Linked DNA regions of Homo sapiens: region 1 is linked to region 2. The links are chromatin contacts, found by Hi-C in ENCODE. All regions are on one chromosome and are shown on one strand. The core of a region is the stretch at or near the end of the contact, and the rest is flanking DNA. Distances in the headings are between cores, read along the strand shown.

What was found. A loop is a pair of places that touch in the nucleus more often than their neighbours do. Pooled maps may share reads with other maps.
Region 1: a loop to region 2 is called in a pooled map, with 5 times the contacts of the local background. The contact joins the promoter of TNFAIP8 here to the promoter of SRFBP1 in region 2. A Hi-C loop is called at or near these places in 1 of 37 single-sample maps with no recorded cell type and 7 of 50 pooled maps.

The regions. Positions count from the first base shown.
Region 1 is chr5:119,354,465-119,358,090 of GRCh38, forward strand. TNFAIP8 (TNF alpha induced protein 8) reads left to right here and starts at 1,555. Exons shown (of 2, transcript NM_014350.4): 1 at 1,555-1,657. The coding sequence starts at 1,627. LOC102723444 (a long non-coding RNA gene) reads right to left here and starts at 1,309. Exons shown (of 5, transcript XR_007058912.1): 1 at 1,234-1,309. RefSeq lists an enhancer at 512-651 and silencers at 1,302-1,461, 2,090-2,384, 2,182-2,241.
Region 2 is chr5:121,960,725-121,964,299 of GRCh38, forward strand. SRFBP1 (serum response factor binding protein 1) reads left to right here and starts at 1,251. Exons shown (of 8, transcript NM_152546.3): 1 at 1,251-1,344. The coding sequence starts at 1,309. RefSeq lists enhancers at 904-1,442, 1,187-1,236.

The DNA of each region.
Region 1 (3,626 bases), core at 305-2,804, 2.6 Mb before region 2:
TTATAATAGCCTTCACTGCTTGTGAATAGCATAAGCACTCTTTTCTGTTCAAAGTCAATACTGAAATAAAACCCAAGAGTATGTTTTATAAAAATTTACTTTTAATGGTGCAATGGTAATAATCTATGTAGTCCTTATGGTTTTCAAATCCCTTTGTGCTTATATTACCTTATTTAATACAGACATAAATCTGTGAAGTAAATAATACTATTTTTATCTTCATTTTACAAATGAGGAACTGGAGGCTCAGAGAGGTTAATTTGCATAAGGTCATACAAATGATAGATGGCAGAACTGGATTTAAGTTCAGACTCCTTAAATCCATGTCTTTTGTACGTTCTTTTCACTAAATTTGCCATAGTGTTTCTATTGGTTTTTGCCTATATAAAATCGGAAACGAAGAAAAAGAAACGAACTGGAAAATAAATTTGTCAAAAGAGTATATTTTTTTCTCATAATTTCCAAGCGGATCTTTCAGATATGTTATTTGAGGACTTTTTGCCTCAGACTGGCGATAAAACAAGTGTTCTACAAAATACCTCCGTAAGACAGGCCTATCAGTGGCAGCTCTTGTCCCCGCTTTGCAGAAGGGAAAACCAAGGCTCCACAGAGCTAAGGGGACTTCCTCTCAGCCAATTTGTAGGGGCCTGTGGGCCAGACCCGGGGGCAGAATTGAGATCTGTTGTGAAGGCTGTCCGGCTTCTTTATTCTATCAGCATTTCAAATCCTGAAAACCTCCCCTTTGGCATTTTGAAGGAATTCATCCCCAGTTTTTGCTGGTAGCCGGGAGGGAACCGTGCTCTCCCCCTGAGGAAGGCCCTTTGGAGTAACTGCAGCAATGAGTGCCCGGGCTGTGCTTGGAGTACCAGTGCTCGCCCGGGGCTATACTGAATGAGTAAGCAGCCCCGTCTGCTTTTGCTGTGCAAAGGTAAGGGTGGAGGCCGCTCCACTTTCTTCAAAAGGCCCCGCTCTGGGACTTGTGAAATTGTGCTCTCTTAAGCTGGTCCTTGCAACCCCATGGACGATATCCATGCGACTTTCCTACAAAAATAACATACCAAAGCCGCTTTAAAATCCGTAATTTTTGGGTTGCAAGACTCCAAGACAAAGTCAAATGGGCATCAAAAAATGTAATCCAAAAATACAGAGGCATTGGTTCTACCCTATATGCATTTGCTATTTATGTAAAACTACAGTGTGCTCTGAGATGAGACTTTTTTTTTCTTTTTATACCTTTTTTTCCGCCCGTCTGGTGCGTTTGCCGACGGTTCTTCTCGGCCCTGTGTCTCGGGAGAGTCGGCTGCCGTCTGGGCCTGTGCCCCACCTGCGTGCGCCCGGGCCGAGCCAGCCCCGCCAGGTCGCCTCCGCCCGGCTGCCGGCCCGAGCGCGCGGCTCCGGGGGCGGACTCCCGCCGCCCAGCTGACACGCGATTCGTCACTCTTGCAGAACTTTCCCCCTGAAAATCCCTGCACCAGAACCCGCTCTCCCGCCCCGGGGAGGTTTTGATTTTAGTGGCTTTCTTCCTTTTATTTTCCGTCGTGTGCGGATTTCGCTGCAGAGCGAACTTGCGGCTCGTCCGAGTACATGTGAGCGGTAATCGCCCCTGCAGCTGGTTATCCTGACATTATGCACTCCGAAGCAGAAGAATCCAAGGAAGGTAGGATTCTGGTTTCTCCTGGGGGCCGGCCAAGTTCTGCGGAGGAATTTGGAGGAAGGCAGTGGTAGAAGAGGATGGGAGTTTTAAAGTGAGCGGTGGGCACTTTGTCCGCTTGCCCTGCGCCTTCGAAGCCAAGTCGGAGCTGGATAAGCGGAGCCCGGGTCTCATCTTGGGCTCCCTTCTCCCCCCGCAGCCGTTCAGAGGGGAGGGGAGGAAAAGTCGGACCTAGTTCAGCCAGCCCACTAAGTCTGCTTTTTAGCTTTCTCTGGAAACGAAAGAGCCCCACTTGGACTCCAAGAATGCAAAATGTGCTTGGAAAAGGGCTGCCTGCCTGCATCAGAAAGACTGAAAGCGGGATCCCTGGAAGAGCCCTGAGTGGAGGGTCCCTTGAAAAGGGGTTTGAGAAATTAGAAACGCTATATGTTTCCGGCTAAAAGGGGAAGCTGAGTGAGGGGAAGCGAAAATCTGTATTTGAGAAATAGATTAATTTTTTTTCATTGCTGGGTTTTCAGCAGTGAGTTCATTTCGTTGGGGGTTTGAGGGGGCTGAAAGATATGAGGGGGTCCTTGTGCAGCTTGAAACTGAGAAGAGTTTGTCTGTTTCTAACTTCGCAAAAGCAAAGGGTTTCATTTACTCCTAACAGAGAACAGGTGACAGGGCTGGAAAAGCTCCAACCAAAACACAATTATACGCTGGTGTTAGTTTGGGGAGTTTATTTGTGTGTGAGTGTTTGTATGCTTTGTTCCTTGAAACTTTATGTATACAAAAGTTCTCTTGTAAGTGGGGGGTGGGAGTAAGGGTGGTTGGGGAAAATTAGAGAGTAAGAGAGGAGACTATTCAAGATTGTGAAATACTCTTTCTTTTCATGTAGTCTCTTGGAAAGCTGGTTAATTTCAAGTCAATCACAGCAGTTCTGGCAGAGGAGCAGCCCCATCATTTCTCCATTTGGTAGACACCAGTTAGGAAGAGCCCTTGAAACTTGTCCTCTTCTGCCTTTTACTGATTCCCCTCCCAGAGGAAAGCTTTGTGTTTCACCATGTAGTCTTTGTGGGCTCACGTTTACCTTATTATGCTGTGTGAGGGAAATAGTCAATAAAAAGGAGGTTTGTTTAATAGAAATACGGGGCTGGCATGAATGAAAAATGACAGCCAGGAGCATTGTTTTTGAGTTTGATGTGGAGTATGGGGGGAGTAATGCTTTCTTGCCGTGTCCTGTGTTCTGATGGAGCTGTGTGCTGATAGATGCTTTTCTTTTCTATGTCTTTATACCAGCAGTTTATTCAAAGTCAAAGGTAGTTGAAGGCAAATAGGAACCAGGCTGAGAGAACTCAAGGGTGAACTTCTGTGTGAATTACAAGTAGCACTTAAGCTGGCGTTTTCTCTCAGGTGTGTTTTCCCTGTCTTTTGAGAAAGAGAGAGTGGGAGAGAAAGTGGAAAAACAGTATCCCAAAGTGTGTATTATACATTCCCATAGCAACATCCACAGTCTTCCCTCCTCGAGGGCCCAGCTCTCTGGTTTTAAGTTTGGAAGCAGCCTGCAAACTGGCCTATGAAGAGGTTAATGGGGCCCCTTCTGCTTGTTCCTCACCTTCCCTCCACTTGTCATCATTTACATTCTGCAGATCGGCCACAAATGATATGGCGCTCTGCTTTTTAAAGAAAGCCCAGAATGTTTCTTTTAAAATAATCTGAGGTAGTAGAATTTTAAATTGATAGCAATTAGGGTGGGATACTGAATAACTCTTGAGGGAGATTGAACACTTTATTAATCAGATAGAATCATATAGCTTCTGCCAGGAAATGAAGGATAGGTGTCTGTGTGTTTTGGGTGTGTTTTCTCCAAGGCTGGTTCATTGGCTGTAATCTAGAACCTTCTGGTTAGCTACCACCACTCAGATGTCGATGAAGCGAGCTATGTTGTGTAAATAACTCAGTTATCTTCTCTATCGTTACTAGTCCTTTTCCTCTT
Region 2 (3,575 bases), core at 1-2,500:
AGACGGGGTTTCTCCACGTTGGTCAGGCTGGTCTCGAACTCCCGACCTCAGGTGATCCGCCCGCCTAGGCTTCCTAAAGTACTGGGATTACAGGCATGAGCCACCACCCTCCGCCGGAAGAAACGTTTTTCCTGCATTTTGAATAAAGGGGCCTGGATTTTCATTTTGCACTGTACCCCAGGTATTATGTAGCTGGACTTGAAGTCCTGTAGCAGTGGACAGTCCCAGGCAAGTGACTCTGGGCGAGGCACTTGGTGCCTCTGAAGTCACTTTCCACATCTGTAAAATAATAGTTCAGAGCAGAGTAGGGTGGCTCACTCCTGTAGTCCTAGTTATTTGGAAGGCTGAGGTGAGAGGATGGCTTGAGCCCAAGAGTTTGAGGCTGCAGTGAGCTATGACTGTGCCACTGCACACCAGCCTGGATGACAAAGAGAGACTGGGTCTCTAACAAAATAATATTAATAAAAGGAAAATAATTTCTATCTTGTTGGATTTCTGTGGAGATTTGGAGCTAATTTATGTAAAGCTCTTGGACCACCATTTGACACATTTTAATGGTCAATACTAGAAGGTGTTGACAATTATATATTACCTAATTCAAACACACTCCCTTACGTCTCCTATGCTTGCCGGCTAATAAACAGCCATTCCCACAGGCAGTACCAAATGTGTATCCTGGTTTTGCTTCAAATGTTTATTCCCTAAATTTAAACCCTTCTATAGTGTGCAGGAAAAAAATGTCCGCACCTCAGCTATAATGTCAGGTTGTAACAAAAAACTGCGAGGATTTAAAAAGGTGTGCTTGTTAGAAAAGCAGAAATCTTCACAAATACTAGATTTAAAAAAATGGAAGCAAAAAATCGTTCATTCAAGTGATCATTTCAGAAGAGCTCTTTCACCGCCGTTCAGCGCCCCCCTAGCCATTAGAGAGAAAAACCAAGGCCGGTACAATGCGAGCGCAGTGTACCAAGGGAACACACACACACACACACACACACACACACACACACACACACACACACAAACCGAATCTTGAAAAACTAGACGTTGCCCAGCTACCAGCCCCCGTCTGGTTTCCATAGGAACGCGCAATTCCGTTGCGTAGCCCTCTGCGCCGGTAGTTGTTCTGTCTCAGTTCCGGTTTTCCCTTCCAAGCGTCAATGTTTCTTGTTCCCAGGCGGCAGCTAGAGCAGAAGGCGGATGAGTTTTGGACAGAAGAGGCTTCCGTTGAGGGGCGTGGCGACGCAGCCGCGGTCTGAGAGACCGGTTCACGTGCAGGCAGCGGCGGATCATATTCCTTCATCTACCATGGCTCAGCCGGGAACTCTGAACCTCAATAACGAGGTGAGCGCCGAGGAACCTATGGGGCTGACTTTAAGGGTCCTCAAAACCAGCTCTTTTGAGACGCGTGGTCGGAGGCGGGCATAGAGGGTGCGGTTGGAGGAACTTTCGTGGTGGGCCCAGGCGGGTTTCCCGCAACTTGGAGTTTGGCAACCGGTAATTTCCCTTTTCGGTCTCCAGGTGACTAAAGTGAGAGACATGTGTCAGGCCCCACGAATTTATGTCTGTGGGACTTTGGGAAGAACCTTTAGCCTGTACGTTCAATATTCTCGTCTGTAAAGCGGAACTCAAGATAGTTCGTCCCAGGGTTGTGAGATTAACTGAGATACGTAAAGTATTTGCAAGTGCCTGACCCTTAATAAACTTTCAGTACACATTACCTGCTCTTTATTGCCTGTCGAAAATGAAAGAGAGAAAGTAAGAGCTGTAGCTTCTAAGAAATTGGTGGTCTTGAATGAGACTGTATGCTCAGTACTTCGTTTCCTCTTCCAGTTAGTGTCCTATTTCTTTGCTTCCGTTTACAGCAGAACTTCAATAAAGAGCTGTTTATACTTGCTATCCTCAATTCTTTTTTCTGCTTTTTCAGTCCATTCTCATCAGACATTTGTTCTCACCACCGTCACTTCCATAGTGTGCGGTGTCGACAAAATACCATTTCTACCACTTATCCCCCTCTGGTTTCTGCTTCTATTCAACAAAATAATGTCATCCAAAGTCTTAAAGTAAGCTGGAAACATAAGGATCGAGTAAGGACCTCACAGTTAGATACAGAAAGGAAATTCTTTATCCCGTTTATGAGCAAGTCACTGTTTAGATTACACACAGTAGTGTAAGGGATATTTCATATTTTCTAGTAACCTATACTCAAGTAAGAGAGCTAAGCAACACTCACCTGTGTTACAGAACAATGTGTGAAGAATGCCTCCAAAACCTAGTAATGCAGAAAAGTTTCCAAAGGCGGCAAAATGAAATGGGTGATACTTGTCCTTGGTCTTTAGGGATCTTGCACAGGAATTGCAGTCAGTGATTCAGGAAAGGGGAAGAAGTCATTCCAGGCAGAGGGACTGGTATAAGCAGGAAAGGGCTAGTAGCAGAAGAACCCGTGGGTAATACAGGGATAAGTAACTCTTCACTGATGGGAACTTGTGAGATGAAGAAGGAAATAAAACTGAAATATATTCTCTGCTGCCAGATTAACGAGTCAGGATTTCAGTTGACAGTGGAGTACAGGATATGCTGAAGAGGGAAGCTGAAAGTAGTTACTATTTACTCATAAACATACATTAAGCTTGTGCTTTGTGCCAGAAAGCGTTTGGTGGGCTATTTTGCATTAGGTTACCTGTGATGTATGAAAGATCAGAGTAATGTCCCTGGGATTTCAACCCCAGGGAGCTTCATATCAAATTTTGTAATGACTTTGATGATGGAAATGACAGGGGATGAGTCATTAAAGACTCTTTTCACACTTAGCTAACTTTTGTTCTTCTTCAAAACAGTTAAAATTTGACCTTTAGGAAACCTTCATTAACTCCTCTCGGTCTGGGTTAGGTGTCTGTTCTTTGTGCACCCAGATTGCTTTCTCCTCTGGAAACACTTATGTAACTGTTTCTGTCTTCCTGTGTTTATGTGTCTATCATGTGTAGCACATATGTTTACTAGGTGATTACATGAATTTGTGAAAGCAGGAACTACACACATCCACCACTGAAGTCTAGTGTGTTCTAATGTGAAGGAGATAAAAAGGACAGAAAAAAGTGGAGATGATGGAGGATATTATAATTTAAAATTAGTGGGAAAAAAAACCCACAAAAGGAAAGAGAGATTTATCTACATAAAAATTGAATAACCTACCAAAGAAAAGAAATGACAACCAACTAGAAAAAAAAAATACAGCAGATATGACAAAGGGCTAATGCCCTTAATAGGAAATACCTCATAGAAATTAAAAGAAACCATCTCAGAAAATAGGCAGAAGAAATGAATTAACTTCTTCAAGGAGGAAATGTATCTGAAAAATAATTTGAATTCGCTTTCAATCTTTTCAATTCTTTTCCATCACCACTAGAATCCTAGTACAGCTACTGTACTAGCTTCCCAACTACTTACATTGACTCTTCTCAAACTTTAATCTTTTTTTTTTATATGTATACTTTAAGTTCTGGGGTACATGTGCAGAACGTGCAAGTTTGTTACATAGGTATACATGTGCCATGGTGGTTTACTGCACCCATTAA